Linked DNA regions of Homo sapiens: region 2 is linked to region 1. A link is an interaction called in ENCODE POLR2A ChIA-PET data of the cell type or tissue named here. Cell type or tissue: PC-9. All regions are shown on one strand. Links, peaks and the distances in the headings refer to the core of each region. The heading gives the core; the rest is flanking DNA. Region 1 overlaps ITGA2B (integrin subunit alpha 2b). Region 2 overlaps DBF4B (DBF4B-CDC7 kinase regulatory subunit).

What was found. Peaks named below come from ENCODE experiments on the same cell type or tissue, not always from the same donor. Only the 100,000 strongest peaks of a DNase experiment are listed, where the experiment ranks them.
Region 2: POLR2A ChIA-PET joins it to region 1 with 9 read pairs; 3 of 35 experiments call an interaction of 5 or more read pairs at or near these places.

Annotation. Positions count from the first base shown.
Region 1 is chr17:44,383,895-44,388,842 of GRCh38, forward strand. ITGA2B (integrin subunit alpha 2b) reads right to left here. Exons shown (of 30, transcript NM_000419.5): 2 at 2,116-2,237; 3 at 1,930-2,027; 4 at 1,657-1,822; 5 at 1,392-1,441; 6 at 1,270-1,315; 7 at 1,054-1,182; 8 at 644-691; 9 at 417-460; 10 at 191-244; 11 at 1-52. Among named protein-coding and RNA genes, the nearest start is that of ITGA2B, 3.3 kb to the right of the region's middle. RefSeq lists an enhancer at 1,816-1,955. In PC-9, for the core only: no CTCF peak of the experiment used is centred there; a DNase peak (open chromatin) is centred at 1,607; H3K4me3 peaks cover 1,211 bases.
Region 2 is chr17:44,741,342-44,749,121 of GRCh38, forward strand. DBF4B (DBF4B-CDC7 kinase regulatory subunit) reads left to right here. Exons shown (of 14, transcript NM_145663.3): 10 at 1-111; 11 at 5,742-5,850; 12 at 6,050-6,174; 13 at 7,000-7,124. Among named protein-coding and RNA genes, the nearest start is that of ADAM11, 14 kb to the right of the region's middle. In PC-9, for the core only: no CTCF peak of the experiment used is centred there; no DNase peak of the experiment used is centred there.

The DNA of each region.
Region 1 (4,948 bases), core at 1-4,000:
CATCCCCGTTGACGTCAGTGACAGCCACTGAATGCCCAAAATACGACGCCATCTGCAAGATGAGGAGCACCATCATTCACGCCGCTGGACAAGCATCCTCTTTAAGAAATGGGCCCTCACCTCCCATGAAATATTCTGAAGTCTCAGTTCCCCCTCCACCCAGCCACGCCCACTGGGACCTGGCCCCCACCTGCTCTCCGCGCAGCCGATGCAGCCTCTGGTAGTAGGAATCCAAAATTTCCACCTGCACGGACAGCGCAGGCGAGAGCATCATTCTTGTACCCAAAGCAACCTCCCACTCCAGGTGAGAAAGGGTGGTTTGGTGGAGGCGGGGCGGGGGTGGGGGGCGCTCAGGAGTTGTCAGCCTGAGAACTGGGATAAGGGGCTTCGGGAGGCCCAGTGGTGGGGGCACTTACCGCTCCCAGGGTCCAGCTCCAAGTGGGGGCACCGACGACATATTCTGGCGATAGGGAGAGCCAGGCTCAGGGAATGAGAGCCTTAGAACCTACCCACTTCCCGCTCCCCGTTCTGCACCCAGGGAAAAATGTGTGTGCAGGAAGATTTCCCTACATAGGGGAGATTTCAGGAAGGCGCTCCTCCCCGGGCTGGGCTACCCAACTCCCGCCCTAAGTGGATTTCTTGCCTGTAGTGTTGAGATCCCCGTCGAACTCGCCCACGGCCACCGAGTACCCTGAGGACAAGGGCGCAAATTAGTCTTTTCCAGGGGAGGAAGCACAGAGGGGACGGAGGGCAAAGAAGGAGGAGATTAAGGCCACTCAGCCCCAGCCCTGCATTGTGCAGATGGAAAAACGGAGGCCTTCGAGGGGCCAAGCCCTGCCCCAGGCTGCGCTACGAGTCCGCAGTGGAAGGGAGCGGTGGGCGCATGGGAGGTGGGCGGTCTGCGGGGAAGCCGCAGGAGCGGAGGGCGGGAGCGGCTTAGGCGGTGGGTTGGCCGGCAGGGGTGGCCATGGAGGCTCCCACAGGGGCAGGACCTGACCGTCTGCGGTGGGCGGTGACCCTCGGGGTGCTGGAAGTCTGGAATGGCGGTGTTACCCCAGTAGCCGTCGAAGTACTCTGGGTTGCTGGAGTCAAAGGAGAGGCTCTGGGAGGACACGTGCCACAAAAGGATGCCTGGGCGGTAACTCGAGAAAATATCCGCAACTGGAGCCTGGGCCAGGAGACCTAGGGCGGGAGGGACAGCGGGTGTGAAGCCCAAAGCGGTCTCCTTGGGCCGCGAGAAGGGAGGGAGGTGTACGGATGGGCACGTACCTAAGAAATAATAGCCGCCAGGAGCCCCAAGCACCAGCTCTCCGGCCTGGAAGGGAAGTCCTGAGGGTGAGAGGGGGCCCTGTTTGGGAGCCGCCCCCACTGCGCTTTTGCTCCCTACTCGCCTGAGTGACCACGGAGCTGAAGCCCGCTTCACAGTAACGCTTGTCCCAGCCTGCAGGAGACAAGGAGGAGGGGTCAGCGCAGGGGTGAAGGGAGGCGCGCGCGAGCCCGGAGGAGGGCTGGGGGACAGGGGCGGGGCCTTGAGTCGGCGGGGCCCTGGGGCGAGGCCAGATCCAAAGCAAGGGCTGCGGCGCTGGGGGCGGGATCCGATGGGGGCGGGGCCAAGCCGTCGCGAGTGGGCGGGGCCAGGTCGTAGCTGGCGCTTACTAAAATCATTTTCCACGTAAATGCGGCTCAGGGTGTTCCCGCGACAGGGGGAGTACTCGGCGCGGCGGCCGCTCTCTGGCTGAGCCAAAAAGCAGCTACCTACGGGCGTCTTCTCAGCCTCCTCAGTCTTTTCTAGGACGTTCCAGTGCTGCCAGGGGGCGCAGGCCTGGAGAAAGGCCACAGGAGTGGGGACGGGCGCGAGACTTGGGCTCCTCCTGGCCCCAGGTGTCCCTGCCCCCGATTGTTCCCTGTGCCCTGTACCGCGGGGCCCACCACAATGACGTCGCTCCAGCTGACGACCGACGCCCCCAGTCCTTGGCGGGCCTTGAAGGTTTGTAAAGTTTGGGAGCCTACATTTCGGGTCTCATCACCTGGAAGGCACAAGAAGGGGTGGGGCGCTGAAGCCCGGCAGTCCACGTCCCTCTGACCCCAACCTTGCTCTCCTTGCCTGGGACTCACGGAGGTCAAAGAGCAGCGAGGGGCACTGGCCGCCCTCGGCCCTCCAGGGGCACAGGAACACGCCGCCCGTCTCCTCCTGGCTGGGGCCCAGGGTCCGCGGGGCGCCCACCACGATGGCCACTCTGCATAGGAAAGCTGGGTGAGCGCCGCGCAGATTCCAGCGTATCCCAGGCCCTGGCGCCGGCGCTGGGAGCACTGCCCGGAAGGCCATGTGGCATGGGGGCACTGGACCATCTTTCCTCAATGACACCTCACAGACCACCGTGATGTACTTCTTCATCTTATGGACAGTGAAACCGACTCTCAGCGAGGGCAATCACGTGGCTAAAGTAACCCAGTGAGTTGAGAGTAGAGCTGGGACTATAACCATTTGGTTTGATTTGAACACCAGGGGTTTGAGATCTTTGCTGAAAAAGACCTAAACTCTGTACAACACCTCCATCCTTCCACCCGCAACAAGAACCAGCGGTTCACATGCTCCCTGGAATGCCTGCCTAGACTGTTACCAGATCCCCTCTTGAGAGCTGGTTTTAATGAGGGAAGGTAGCGGGTACCTCTAAAGTGGGGCTGGAGTGTGTGTGCTGATAGGAGGACCCTAGCAGATCTAGGTTTAAATCACAATTCTGCCATATGTGAAATAGGAATACCAATTTCATAACCAATGACTGGTTTTCACAACCAGTCAATGCTGTCAGGAGTAAATGTAATAAATACGAGTAACGGTTAGCATGGTCCCAGCCAAATACATAACAAACGCTCTTGAAACAATGCTATAATTTTAAAAAATAATTTTGTTGTTTTGAGACAGGGTCTCATTCTGTTGCCCAGCTGGAGTGCAGCAGCATGATCACAGCTCACTGTAGCCTTGATCTCCAGGGCTCAAGCAATCCTCTCCCCTCAGCCACCCTAGTAGCTGGGACTGCGGGTGTGCAACACCATGCCTGGCTAATTAAAAAAAATTTTTTTATAGGCTGGGCATGGTGGCTCACACCTGTAATCCCAGCACTTTGGGAGGCCAAGGGATTACAGGCGTGAGCCTCTGTGTCTGGCCCATAATATTTTTTTAGCCTGCAGGATGTTTAAGTAGTGCCAATGGGATCACTACTTATAGGAGGGGAAATCAGCAGGAGTGGGCACAGGAAGGAGTTGAGCTGATTCAGGCCCAATGACAGCATTCGCCAACACCCCACGAGCTTTGGAACTAGAATGACCCTTCAAAATTGTCAGAGTTGGCCGGGTGTGGTGGCTCACGCCTGTAATCCCAGTACTTTGGGAGGCCGAGGCAGGCTGATCACCTGAGGTCAGGAGTTTGAGACCAGCCTGGCCAACATAGTGAAACCCTGTCTCTACTAAAAATACAAAAATTAGCCGGGCATGGTGGCATGCACCTGTAATCCCAGCTACTCGGGAGGCTGAGACAGGAGAATCGTTTGAACCCAGGAGGCAGAGGTTGCAGTGAGCCGAGATCACCCCATTGCACTCCAGCCTGGGCAACGAGAGCGAAACTCCATCTCAAAAAAAAAGAAGAAAAAAAGTCTGGGCATGGTGGCTGAAGCCTGTAATCCCAGCACTTTGGGAGGCCAAGGCGGGTGGATCACCTGAAGTTGGGAGTTCGAGACCACCCTGACCAACATGGAGAAACCTCGTCTCTACTAAAAATACAAAATTAGCCGGGTGTGGTGGCACATGCCTGTAATCCCAGCTACGCGGGAGGCTGTGGCAGGAGAATCGCTTGAACCCGGGAGGCAGAAGTTGCGGTGAGCCAGTGATTGTGCCATTGCACTCCAGCCTGGGCAACAAGAGCGAAACCCCATCTCAAAAAAAAAAAAAAAAAAAAAAAAAAAAGAAGAAGAAGAAAAAAAGAATTGTCAGAGTTGATGAAAGAGGGCTGGACCCTTATCAAATGCCTCCCCCACACCTGCCTCCACTCTCCCCACTCACCCACTTCTCATTGATCAGACACTGGATGTGGGCCATCTTGGGAGGGGACTTGGAGTGAACTGGCTCTCTTCAGCAGAGGAAATCCCCTAAGTGGCTGACACTTGAAGGCTATCTGCCATTGCCACCCATTGCCACTCCCTGAAGCTGGTGGGCACAGTGTCTCTCACAATAGTAGCTCAGGGTACACGCTATGAAGAGGAGGAGCCAAGACTCTAATCTTGGCACTCTTGATTCTGAAGCCTGATCAATACTAATCATTAATGACCTATTGCTTCTTTTCAAATATTTATAATGTTGATGGAGATGAGGGAAATGGAACAGAAATGCAAGGTGCGGGAGGGTAGACAACTTTAGTTCTGCAAATCAATTTAGGACATGTGCTCCTCTCCACATTTCCTTTCTTTTTTTTTTTTTTTTTTTTTTGAGACAGAGTTTCGCTCTCGTTGCCCAGGCTGGAGTGCAATGGCATGATCTCGGCTCACCACAACCTCTGCCTCTCAGGTTCAAACGATTCTCCTGCCTCAGCCTCCCGAGTAGCTGGGATTACAAGCATGCGGCACCACGCCCGGCTAATTTTTTTTTTTTTGAGACGGAGTGTCACTCTGTCACCCAGGCTGGAGTGCAGTGGCATGATCTCAGCTCACTGCAACCTCCACCTCCCGGGTTCAAGTGATTCTCCTACCTCAGCCTCCCGAGTAGCTGGGACTACAGGAGTGTGCCACCACGCTCAGCTAATTTTTGTATTTTTAATAGAGACAGGGTTTCACCATATTGGCCAGGCTGGTCTTGAACTCCTGACCTCATGATCTGCCCACCTCTGCCTCCCAAAGTGCTGGGATTGCAGGTGTGAGCCACTGTGCCTGGTCTCTTTTTTTTTTTTTTTTTTGTATTT
Region 2 (7,780 bases), core at 1,622-5,621, 360 kb after region 1:
TCGTCCTTTCCATCATCAGTTTAAATCCTTTCCTGAAATTTCTTTTCTTGGACCCAAAGATGCAAGTCCCTTTGAGGCCCCGACGACCCTGGGCAGCATGCACCATACCAGGTGGGTCTTTCTGGTTCCTGAGTACCAAGGGCTGGTTACAGGCCAAAGTCCTCCCCATCGGGGGCCTGCTGGTCAGATTTGGGAATGGCCATGTGTTTGCTCCTTAGGCAAAGTCTATTCTGGGAACGTAGCCCAGAGAAGAGAGACTAGGAGCGTTCATCCATTTTATTTTGTGTTCTTCATCCGTACTGAAGAATTTAACTTGAAGAAGAAAGGGAGGTGCCAGGGTTGTGAAGGGCACCCCCTTCTCCTTAAGGGTCGAAGAAGACCTATTTGTTAATTCACTGCTGAGATACAGCACTCTTACCCTGTCCGCCCAGAACCCCTGGCCTGCACTGTTTCCCCCAGAGCATGGACCATTGCAACCAGACATGGTGCACCCAGCAGTTACCTCACTCGGCAGGGTTTACCGAGTATACACAGAAGACAATAGACCGCTTTCTCAAACTCATATCTATAGACCACCATTATCAGAGTCCCCTGGGGTCTCTTTAATTAAAAATACAAGTTCTAGCTGGGCACAGTGGCTGATGCCTGTAATCTCAGCACTTTGAGATGCCAAAGTGGGAGGATCACATGAGGCCAGGAGTTTGAGACCAACTTGGGCACACAAACATAGCAAGACTCTGCCTCTACAAAAAATAAAAATAAAAATGTAAAAAATTATGAGTCAGGCAGAGTGGCTCATGCCCGTAATTCCAGCACTTTGGGAGGCTAAGGGGGCGGATCACTTCAGGTCAGGAGTTTGAGACAAGCCTGGCCAATATGGTGAAACCCCTTCTCTACTAAAAATGCAACAAAAAAAAAATTAGCCAGGCATTGTGGTGCACACCTGTAATCCCAGCTACTTGGGAGGCTGAGGCAGGAGAATGGCTTGAACCCGGCAGGCGGAGGTTGTAGTGAGCTGAGATTGCGCCACTGTACTTCAGCCTGGGTGATAGAGCGAGACTCCTTCTCAAAAAAAAAAAAAAAAAAAAAATTAGTCAAGCGTGATGACAAGTGCCTGTAGTCCCACTTACTCAGATGGCTAAGGCAGGACAATCATTTGAGCCCAGGAGTTCAAGGTTGCAGTAAGCTATGATTGTGCCACTGCACTCCAGCCTGGGTGACAGAGTGAAACCCTGATGCAGGTTCCTAAACTCCACCCCATATCTATAGAATCAAAATATCTGATGATGGAGCCCCAAAAGCTGCATTTTACAAGCTCTCATGTGATTTCAGTGAATATCAAAGTTTAAACTGGTTGGGCCAAACATCAGGAATAACTAAGGGGCGGGGCGGGGGAGAAGATCGCTGCATTACGTGGCTCATGGCTTGTGGGCTTGTTAATGTTTCTACTCTGCAGATGTTTGAGAATTTGAACCCTCATTAACCAAAGTAGAGAAGGAATTCAGCTCAGGTGATGGGTGAGATGCCTTCTCAGACCCTTTCTAACCTCTGGGCTGTGGGGTTATAGACCAGGAGAGAACAGAGCAGACTCTCAGCCCTGGAGTTCCTGGGGCCAAGGAGGCTCTGTGGTTTCCATCAGCTGACAAAGGCTGTGGGTAAGAAAATAGTACAAATAGGAGGGAAAAAATTAAGGGAATGTGGCAGTAGATGAAATGGGAGCAAAGAGAGAAAGAGGTGAGGTTAAGTCCCAATACAAGGGATACCAGGGAGAGCCAGTCAGAAGGTGGCCCAGGCTTGGCGCTGGCAGTGATGCTAGGCCTGGGATGGCCTTGGGATCACAGAGGAGCTAAGAGGCTGTAAAGGGAAGATGAAGCAATGAAGCTTTGGTATCTGCATGTGAGGCGCCTAGGCAGGGAGTTGGCCCTGGTGGGACATCAAAGTTCCAGGCACGTGTGTATGTGGAAAATATGTGTAGGAAGAAGTGTTTAAATTTTTACATTTTTGAAATCATTATTATATTTTAAAGTTTAAAAATTTTTAAATTTAAAAAGTTTAAAATTTGTGTTACAAATGGTTTAATGTGAAAAGTCTATATTCCACACCCAGCCTCCAGTTCTATCCCCTCACTGGTGCAACCTTCCTCCCAGGGGTAGAGGCTGGAGGAGATCCGAGTGGTGCCTCACCCCTGCCAAATGGAGAGTGCAGCCTGGGGCAGCATGAAAAGAAAAAGCAAGTAACATCCAGCATAGTCAATACTGTATGATTCTTTTTTTTTTTTTTTTTTTTTGAGAATGAGTCCCACACTGTTGCCTAGGCAGGAGTGCAGTGGCGTGATCTCTGCTCACTGCAACCTCCGCCTCCCAGGTTCACGCGATTCTCCTCCCTCAGCCTCCTGAGTGGTTGGGATTACAGTGCACACCACCTCGCCCGGCTAATTGTTTGTGTTTTTAGTACAGATGGGGTTTCACTATGTTGGCCAACTGGTCTTGAACTCCTGACCTCGTGATCCACCCACCTCAGCCTCCCAAAATGCTGGGATTACAGGTGTGGGCCACCACACCCAGCCTATATGATTCTTTATGTAAGAAGAGGGAACGAAGGATACACATGTACCTATATATCCATGAACTATCTCTGGAGATAGACCACACCTGTAATCCCAGCACTTTGGGAGGCCAAGGGGGAAGGATCACTTTGAGGCCAGGAGTTCGAGACCAGCCTGGGCAACATAATGAGACCACCCCCCCCCCCCCCCGCCCATCTCTATTTTTATATTTTTAAAAAATCTGGCCAGACACAGTGGCTTATACTTGTAATCCTAGCACTTTGGAAGACTGAGGCAGGTGGATCACTTGAGCTCACGAGTTTGAGACCAGCCTGAGCAACATGGTGAAACCCCACCTCTATTAAAAATACAAAAATTAGCCAGGCATGGTGGTGCAAGCCTGTAGTCTAAGCTACTCAGGAGGCTGAGGCTGGGGAATTGCTTAAGCATGGGAAGCAGAGGTTGCAGTGAGCCAAGGTGGTGAATCTGCACAACAGCCTGGGTGACAGAGTAGACCCTGTCTCAAAAAAAAAAAAAAAATTGCATTCCCTTTTATGGCTGCAGGGTATCCATTATTCCATTGTATGGAATGTATTTACTGTATTTTATTTAACCAGTCTGTTATTCATGGATGCTTAGATTAGCTCCAATGAAAATCATGTTCAGAGTAAATTTGCAATTGCTCATTTGTGGAATAAATTCCTAAAGGTAGAAATATTGGGTTAAAAGATATATGCATTTATAATTTTGATAAATTCAGCCAAATGGCTTTTCATGGAGCGGATACCAACTTATATGTTTACCTACACTGCATGAGAGAGGCTGTTTCCCATCCCCTTGCCTCATGCTGTGACTGGCAGATATGCTGACCTCCAGTATAACAGATTAAAAACTGTATCTCAGTATAATTATAATTTTTGTTTTTTCTTACTATGAATGAGGCTAAGTAAGTTTGCATATGTTTGGTTGTTTGAATCTCTTTTTATGTGAACCTTCTTTTTATACTTTGCCCATTTTTTATTTGGTTATTGATCACTTTAATGATTTGTAAGGAGCCCTTCTCATATTAGAAAAATGAGCTCTTTGTTATTAGTTGTAAATATTTTCTTTTCTCTGGTCACTGCAACCTCCACCTCCCAGGCTCAGGCAATCCTCCCATCTCAGCCTCCCAAGTAACTGGGAGTACAGGTGTGCACCACCACACCTGGCTAATTTTTATATTTTTTGTAGAGGTGGGGTTTCACCATGTTGCCCAGGCTGGTCTCGAACTCCTGCGCCCAAGTGATCCTCCCACCTTGACCTCCCAAAGTGCAGGGATTATAAGTGTGAGCCACTGTACCTGGCAGTTGTAAATAAATCAATATATATATTTTTTTCCTAAGCCTCCCTGAGCAGAGAAGTTGTAAATACTTTTAAAAGACAAGAAAACCCCAAGTTTGTGGTTTGTCTTTTAACTCTGCTATATTAGTCCATTTTCATACTGCTATACAGACCTGTCTGAGACTGGGTAATTTGTAAAGGAAAGAGGTTTAATAGACTCACAGTTCAGCATGGCTGGGGAGGCCTCAGGAAACTTACAATCATGATGGAAGGCAAAGGGGAAGCAAGGCACCTTCTCCACAAGGTGGCAGGAGGGATAAGTGCTGAGTGAAGGGGGAAGAGCCCCTTACAAAAGCATCACATCTCATGAGAACTGTCACGAGAATAGCATGGGGGAAACCACCTGATTCAGTTATCTCCACCTGGTCTCTCCATTGACACTTGGGGATTATAGGGATTACAATTCAATATGAGATTTGGGTGGGGACACAAAGCCTAACCATATCATTTGCTAATGATTCTTTGCCATGCATACATATTTTAAAGTTGTATATAGCTGAATTTATGAGTTTTTCTGTATATCTTCTGGGGTTTGTGTCATACTTAGGAAGTCTTTAAAAGGAGTGTTTTGGACTTGTCGAGTTTGCTGGACAGCCAGATAGAAATGCCCTTTGGTTGTTAGAAATATGGGGCTGATATTCAGATAAGAATTCAGGCTTGGCCGGATGTGGTGACTCAGTCCTGTAATCCCAGCATTTTGGGAGGCTGAGGTGGGCAGATCACCTGAGGTCGGGAGTTTGAGACCAGCCTGGGCAACATGGTGAAACCCTGTCTCTACTAAAAATACAAAAAAAAAAAAAAAAAAAAGAAAGAAAATTAGCCAGGCGTGGTGGTGTGTTCCTGTAATCCCAGCTATTCGGGAGGCTGAGACAAGAGAATCACTTGAACCCAGGAGGTGGAGGTTGCAGTGAGCCGAAATCATGCTGCTGCACTCCAGCCTGGGTGACAGAGCGATACTCCATCTCAAAAAAAAAAAAAAAAAAAGAAGTCAGGTTTGAGGAAGGTTTGAAAATCCTAGCGGACAGTGAGGACAGCTGTGAGAGATCCAAGGCAGCATGAGAGAAGGGACAGACTGAACCAAGCTGGGGAGACATTCAGGGTGGAAAAGAAGAGCAGTCCCTTCACTGTGGTTGAGACCTTTTCCCTTTCATCTTTCAGGTCTCATGAATGTGGGTGTAGGTTTGAGCACAGAGTTGGAATTCCTACAAGGGATTCTTGCTGCTGCCGTCACCATCCCATCTTCACCTGTCGTTTAAGAGAAGGACGGAGATGGCTGGCGCGGTGGCTCACACCTGTAATCCCAGCACTTTGGGAGGCCAAGGCAGGTGGATCACCTGAGGTCAGGAGTTTGAGACCAACCTGGCCAACATGGTGAAACCCCGTCTCTACTGAAAATACAAAAATGAGTTGAGCATTGTGGCGGGCGCCTGTAATCCCAGCTACTCTGGAGGCTAAGGCAGGAGAATGGCTTGAGCCCAGGAGGTGAAGATTGCAGTGAGCCAAGATCGCACCACTGCACTCCAGCCTGGGTGACTAAGCTAGACTCTCTCAAAAAAAAAAAAAAAAGAGAGAGAGGACAGAGATAAGACAGGCTGCCCACAGGGAGGTCTCCAGACGTCTTCTTCCTTGTTCCCCTCTTGCCATTCTTAGATGATTGGTACCAAGCTCAGGGAAGGCCTGCCTGCCGGTGCCTGCACAGCCCCTTGGCCATCTTGGTCCTTCCCCTCCCTGACCTAGGCTCCAGGCTCTAAGTAGTGGCTCCTCCCCCCAAGGGCCCCAGCAGTAACCACTTTGCCGCACTATGTACCCTCCCCAGAGAATCCAAGGATGGAGAGCCAAGCCCACGATCAGCTGCCCACACCATGCCCAGGAGGAAGAAAGGCTACTGCGAGTGCTGTCAGGAGGCCTTCGAGGAGCTCCATGTGGTGAGCCCCTTCCCCATTAAGCAGCTGCTCCCAGAGTGCCCTGAGGGAGCCTGCTCACTGGGGATGAGTCCTTCCTATGCGATCTCTATGCTGCTATGGCTGTCCTCCAGGGCCAGAGCATGGGCTGGGAGGTCAGCTTCCGTGTCCCCCTCCCCCCAGGCCTCATCTAATGCCCTGTGCTCCTCTCCCCCGCCGGCAGCATCTTCAGAGTGCCCAGCACCGGAGCTTTGCCCTGGAAGCCCATCTATATGCAGAAGTGGACAGGATCATTGCTCAGCTCAGCCACAGCTTTGCAGACATCCCTTTCCAGGCTGGCCTCCCCAGGTGAGTGCCACGCTGGCAGGCACAACTGTGTCTGCTCTCTCCTCTGTTGCCCTCTGGGTGGGAAGAGACCCTCAGGTTGGTGGCTGCTGGGACCAGACTGTGATGTTTTCCTCTTTTCTCACCTTCCTTTCCCCTTATCCTCAGTCCTGTTTGTTTTGGGGCTGGCCAAAAAAAATAAAAAGACCTCCATTTGTGGCTTCACTTGATGAAGACTAGACCCAGACTACACTGTGGCTCCCTTCCAACTCCACAGGCTTTGATGTGGTTGATAAGCAGTTCTGGCCAGGGAGCAGGGGGTTAGTGCTTGGGCCTCTCCTAGATAGGTGAAAAGCAAAGTCTTTCCCCTCTGTAGAAGTCACCCCCAGAAAGAAGGACTGCATGGGGTTTGGTGGGAATTCCAGGGCCCTCTGAGCCCTGCTTCCCCTTGCTGCCAGCAAGGCAGACCCTCTCCCACCTGGGGCTGTGGCTTCACCTCTCACCCCAAATCTCCACCTCAAGCTCAACTTGCACAGCCAGGCACTGCGCTGCTTTCTTCAGCTGCCAAAGGGCACAGCCTCCTCTGTGAAGTCATGAAATGGAATAGCCTCTAACCTATTCCTCTGGCCGGCCCCAACCACAGGCTGCAGAGCCAAGAGAAGTGCACACAGTGCTGGTTGCTGCGGCAGGTTAGACCCAAACAGGAGGACTTTCACACAGGGCCTCAGAGAAGGCAGCTCTCTCGGCACATGAACCGCCAGCTGTGGCAGCTCTCCCTGTGCCCTCAGCCCTGGCCCAGGCCTGCTGTGAAGTTGAAACCTGCAGCTCACAGTGTTTCTGTCCCAACAGGTGGTCAGGTTCCCCAGCTTCTGATTGTGACCCTCTCTGTCCTGAGACTCTGCACCCCCATCAGCCCTCCCATCCCAGGGCAGCATCTCCCAGGATAAGGAAAGAAGACAGCTGCCAGGCATCAGGTATCCCAGAGCAGGATGGGACAGTGGACAGCACGCAGGCACCAGCTGAACGTGCAGGGACTGGTGAGGTACCTGGACCTATAGCAAGCTGCCAGGACCTGGGGGTGTCAGTTGATGTGTTTGTGGACCCCCCAGGGATACCAGTGTCCAGGAGCCCTGCTTGCCAATGCCTCCTGCCTAGCTCTGGTTTTATGGAACTCTCCTCTGGCCCAGACCTGGCACTTTTTGGCCACAAGCGGAAGGTTCAGTTCCCCAGTGGCAGTGCTAAGAAGAGAGTGGGGGCCTCCTGGCCACAGGCTTCATTTTTTGTCCCAATAGCCCCCAACCCCTGCGGCACCAGGACAACTAGTGGCAAGCGTCTTCCCTCTCTTCCCCTTACAGGCCATGAGTCCAGGCTCCTCGCCTCCCTCCAGCCCTTGTGCCACTCACAGACCTGCCTCTCTCTCCCAGACCCCTTCCCCTGGCAGCCCACAGACAGACCAGCAGAGTTCTGGGCCACACAGCCCTCCTGGCTGGGGAAAGGGTGGCCCCCAGGGCCTGAGGATTCTGAGTGTACAGCCACTGGCCCTGTATCCCAGGAGGCTGGCCAGCTCCTCAGCTGCCCCACAGCTCCAGGCTGGCCATCAGCTCCCCTGTACTCAGCTACCAGTGTGCAG